Regions from separate parts of the Mus musculus genome. Here region 2 is linked to region 1. A link is a contact called in ENCODE Hi-C or POLR2A ChIA-PET data. All regions are on one chromosome and are shown on one strand. Each heading gives the region's core, a stretch centred on a gene start or an enhancer-like site at or near the end of the contact. The rest is flanking DNA. Distances are from core to core; before and after follow the strand shown.

Region 1 (2,700 bases), core at 184-2,683:
CTACACAGTGAGGCTGAGGCAGCTACAGCTATATAGTGAGATTATTTCTGAGAACACAAAACACAAAATTTCTCATCAACCGTCACATTTTGATTTGTGTTCTCAGGAGACTAGCATTTATTTCAAGAATACATGTTTATAAATTAAGACCAGAGGACACCTTCCTTCTCTTACCTACAAACATAAAATATGAAATGGCCTCAGCATTAATAATACTTAAGTTTCAAAATTATGAGGCTGCAAGATGACTCTGTAGGTAAGATGCTTACCACCAAACTTGACAGAATAGAAGGAAAGAACCAACTACCACAAACTGTCCTCTGACCTCCACACTCACACAAATGTGCATAAACATACAAACACAAACTGTCCTCTGACCCCCACACTCACACACATGTGCATACACATACAAACAGGTACCGTTTTAAGATTGTTAAATGGAGTTGAAAAGATTAAAATGCCGGCACACTCTTCAAGGCCAGTACTATCTTCACATAGAAGACCCATGCTCTCATCACCCAGTCTCTACTCTCTGCTCTTGAGAGTCCTAACTTTGAGGAACAATAAATAAGGCCTATTGGTACTGGTAAAAAGACCAAGGGTCATTTTTTTCCCTTAGAACAAAAAAGTATACATATTTGAGTAACTTTAATTCTTATTTCTTGTTTGTTTTGTGTCACTGGAGACCAAGTACACACTAGACAGCAGACTCTAACCCTGAACTCTATCATGAACACTATTTTTTGGAGGGGCAGGGGGTGTGGCAATGAAACGACGCTTCACACCAAACCTGACGACCTGAGTCCAATCTCTAAGATTCACAAGTTGGAAGGGAAAACTGGTTCCAGCAAGCTGTTCTCTGACCTCCACACAAGCACCAAAGCACATAAACACAAACAAAAATAAACAAATGTAATTTTTAAGGTATAACTTAATGACTTATTTAATGTCACATATTCAATTGCAGAACCAACTAAATAAATGTTTTCTATCTACCAATATAGAAGCATCTATAAAATTGAGTTCATGGACCAGGGATAAGATATACCACTTTGCTTATGAAATATTTGTAATTCTTGATCCCATCTTGCTAGATATATTTTTAACATATATAATTTGTTATTAGTCTAATCCTCCAAAAATTTTGAGTAAAGTAGACAGTGAAACTGGATTGGCCACTCCAAATTAGCCTAAGTATAAAATATAAACTACAAAGAGCCCACTGAAGTGTTTTCATTACCATTCTATTTTAGCATGAGTCTAGATTGGAAACCTCCTTCATATCTTGGCTACCTGTTTTAGCCACAGCCCCCCCCCCAAGGTCTATTCTGTGCCAACTTGGCATGTAGAATAAATTGCTGTTCCATGGAGAGGGATTTTTGTATTTAACTCCAGATCACTCTGTGCCCATAAACAAGTGTTTCACAAGCCGCAGGAGTACAGCCTGAAAGCCACAGCCCGGGCAAAGATCCACGGCTTAGGAAAAAAGGCAGGCAATCCTGCAACACAAGTTGGATAAAGCATGGAAGCCACAAAGAAATAACAGGAAGTTCAGATACATCCAGTTTGAGTCAATACACAAAATCTATCCTAAAGGGACCTATTAAAGAAATTCTTTTCCCAACGTATTTTCAATAGGGAGTTTTGTAAATCCAAAATTCTGTAATATACTTGTCGATATCACATTCATGCCCCATATGTTCCATACATCCTATACAGTAAAAGATACTAAACAAATATTATATAACCCTATGTAGAATACTATGCTAGTTAAATGTTAAAAATAGACTCTGGAACTGGAATTCCTGGATTCACCTCCCAGGCCTACTGATTCAGTGATTTCTTTAACAAGTGCCTTCGCCTGTGAAAAGACCATGTCAATAACTGTAAGGTCTGTGTGGGGTCCCACCCAATTAGGAAAGAATGAGTTAATGCATATAAAACCTTGAGCACATGGAACATGGTCACATGCTATGTAAACAGTTGCTATCACTACTAAACGCCTAATAGTGTCCACGAGTCTACAAGGTTCAGTCTTCTCCACACAAGGAAACTAATATATACACATAAATATAAATCTACAACAATAAGCATAAATACAATATGAACTCTCCATGACTTCCAAATAGACTACATTCAAGTTTCACTAGTAATAGAATTAAGTGAATTTCTGGCTACAGATGCAAGTCTACAGATACTGGTTCACATTACCAAAGAACAGGCTAAGGGTTTGTCAGTATCAGTGGTCTCATACTATGAAGCGCTTTCCACTTAGTCACGTAGCAACCATTCACAGACACATTCTACATTATTCCAGAGAGTCCTTTGGAGGACATGGAGGGCAGAAATGAGTACGGTTTTGCTATTTTGTGGAGGCAAGAGAAAAGATAGTAGTCCAATCCCTTGGGAGTCATGCTGTAATATAATGTGATCAATAAGAACAAGTCCTATAGTTTGCTGTAAGAAGTTACTAACAGGAGTGGGGTGGGGTATGATGGGCAATGCCAGAAGATATGACTTACATGTTATGAAGGAGGAGTTAACGAGCTAGACAAGCAGAGATAATGAGAATGTGCAGAAATAGCACACACAAAGGTCTGCGGAACAGAGACAAGTATCAGTTCTTTGGAATGGCAAGAAATTGGCATAGTTGAATTCCAATGGAATAGGGACATATATGGAAATCTAAGTAAGGGTTCA
Region 2 (2,719 bases), core at 120-2,619, 42 kb after region 1:
AAGGAAAAAAGAAAGAAAGAAAAGAGAGAAAGAAAAGAGAGAAGGAAAGAAAGAGAAGAGACGAGAAGAGAAAAGAGTGGGTGCCCAGGTCTCAGCTCACCAAAATAACTGGCGAAGTTCAAATGGGGAGAGAGGGTGGAGTTATGACAGTCAGTATACAGAGAATATTGTTGCATAAGTGAGAGAAATCAAGGCGTTATTATTAAGCACAAGAACTCTCAGATTACCTGTAACTCGTATATATAGTCATTTCTTTTTTCGAAGGTTACCATTTCTACAGACAGATTCAGAAATAAAGTTGAAAGCCTACTCCATAAGTCCTAGACAGAAATAATTCTGTCCCTGACTGAAGTAGTGCTGCTGTAGAGAAAATGAGACACCCATAACAATGAGGTCAAGGGTGTTCTAAGGGTGGCCTGGAGAAGACACAAATCACACATCAGCAAAACAAGTGGCGTTTCAAAAAAGCTGCCTGTCTCCATCCACTAGTGGGGTTTCCCTTTAATTGACCCTAAGACATTTTAATAACTAGGCCACGCAAATAGAAAGTTGAATTTTCTGAAAGGGGAGCAGGCTAATGACAGTGTGAGTGGCATGAGGTACAGGCACAGGAGAGAAGTAAAGATGACTAATCTATAAAGATAACACCAAGGACCAAATCATCAGTCACCATGACAACCCAAGTAGGTGGAGGGAAATACAAACACTGACCAGTCACCCGGGTGACACCAGTCCTTCAAGTAAAGACCCACACCCTGGTTATGAGTGGAAGAGGGTGGCCAAGAATGTGAGTTGACTGAAGTGGCATGGTCTTTGCAAGAGGGCTTTGCGGTGACACTATATATACTCTTGGTGAGGCAACTCACCGGGGTCACAAGCTTGCAGGTCAAAGACCCCACACAACAGAAAGAGAAGTCCTACCTGGTGCAGGGCTGTCAAGCCGTCCACGTTGACCGTGTTGATGTCCGCACCTCTTGCCAGAAGCTTTTTCACCTCGTCCGTGTCCCCGCTGGAGCAGGCAGCTAGAAAGACCGCACCGTCTTCGAAGCGGACCCTGGGGCTCCCGCGTCTGGTCTGCAGCTGGCGCCCCGCGCCCTGTCGCTCCGCGGGCTCCTGCTCTGTCAGCGAGCCTCGCCAGCGCCGCAGCTGCTCAGCCCGCCGCGCTCGCGCCGACTCTGCTCGCTTCCCTCCCAGGTGCTCCAGCTCCGCCATTGCTCGAGCTTCCGCAGCTGCTGCCAAAAGTACCACCACAAGACTGTTGGTAGCCCTGTGTGGCCACTGCCGCCTCCCTCGGAGGGCTTCAGCCAGGGAATGAAGGCGGAGGCCCCCGCGCCGCCATCTTTACTCCTCCCGCTAGTAGCACCGCCCACATGCTCCCTTAGCTTCAGCACGCACGCGCTGCCCAACCCCGCGTCAGTACGGGACTTGTAGTAGGAGACCTGCCCTGAGGGCGCACTGGAGCCCTACGGGAACTACACATCCCTGGATGCATTACAAACCAGTCAAGGACAAGCTGCACCCTCCTCCGAGGGGGAATCTAGCACCTATGCCTGGAAGAAGCTGCAACTGTCTCCCAGACCGGTGGCATCCTCTTTCTCTAAGCATTTTGGGAATCGTAGTTTTTTTTATTGCTGCGATCACTAAGCTGAACTCCCTCCCTAATAGTCACTTAACACTTCAAGAGTGGAAAAAGCAGCAGTAATTACCCTTATTTTCTAGAAAAGAAGACTAAACATGAAGTAACAGAAGGATGATATTTCATGTCCTGTTTTTTTTTACATCTAGTTTTATTAACATGTATTAGTTATGAACGTGCATGGAGAAAAGTATGCATACACATACAGTATTATAGTTTTACATAAATTATTTTCAATATGACATTCACTCCAGGTCCAAAAAGATTCCTGACTGTTGAAATTTTTCATTTCACAAATTTCACACACACACACACACAAAATGTGAACACGATTAGGTCATCAGAAAAAAGAACTTTTATTATTTCCTAACAAATGAACACTTGCCCGTTGCTCATTTTCTATTGGAATAAACTAGGAATCAAATGTTGAAGAAATAAGTAATGCCAGGCAACTCACACCTGTAACCCCTGCACCCAGGTTGCCAGGAGTTTTAGAGCAACCTGGACTACACTGTGAGTTCAAGGTTAGCCTGGGCTACAGAGTGAAACCTGTCAAATCTATTCCCCTGTGAAAAACAAACCACAAAAGGCAAGACATTCAACGTCATCCTTTGCTGCATAGGCAGTTCCCGGTGGCCTGGACGACGTGACACTTAGTCTCAATAAAACAAAAGCTCTTTAACAAGTAATGAGATTTTCTTGGTAATTTGTCAACATGGAACCTCTTCTTATTAATAATTAAAATTACCCAAGTTCTCAAATAGAACTCTGCCAAATTGATAAGAGAGATATTGATACCAAGATAACGTAGGAACCAGGCATGGTGACACGCACCTGTTATCTTGGAGGATCAAGAGTCTGAGACCAGGCTGGCAAGATGGCTCAGCAGTTAAGAGCAATGACTGCTCCTCTGAAGGTCCTGATTTCAAATCCCAGCAACTACATGGGTTGACATGTCGACAAATTACCAAGAAAATCTCATTACTTGTTAAAAAGCTTTTGTTTTATTGAGACTAAGTGTCACGTCATCCAGGCCAGCCAGGAACTGCCTATGCAGCAAAGGATGACTTTGAACCAGATAGC

The links. A loop is a pair of places that touch in the nucleus more often than their neighbours do. ChIA-PET counts read pairs that join two places held with the same protein, here RNA polymerase II (POLR2A).
Region 2: a map of gastrocnemius shows a loop between it and region 1 (8-fold over the local background). The contact joins the promoter of Ppp1r12b here to the enhancer-like site in region 1. A Hi-C loop is called at or near these places in 10 of 37 maps with a recorded cell type or tissue (gastrocnemius, heart and left cerebral cortex). POLR2A ChIA-PET finds 5 or more read pairs at or near these places in 1 of 5 experiments (Patski).

The regions. Positions count from the first base shown.
Region 1 is chr1:134,912,301-134,915,000 of GRCm38, forward strand. The region is part of intron 1 of Ppp1r12b (protein phosphatase 1, regulatory subunit 12B); the gene reads right to left. Among named protein-coding and RNA genes, the nearest start is that of Gm51265, 33 kb to the right of the region's middle. Within about 2 kb of position 1,434, at least 2 of the 3 ENCODE cell types and tissues checked have a DNase peak (open chromatin) inside an H3K27ac peak, as active enhancers do; they include gastrocnemius and heart, where a contact is called at or near this core.
Region 2 is chr1:134,954,571-134,957,289 of GRCm38, forward strand. It overlaps Ppp1r12b (protein phosphatase 1, regulatory subunit 12B), which reads right to left and starts at 1,370. Exons shown (of 24, transcript NM_001368827.1): 1 at 922-1,370. The coding sequence starts at 1,212.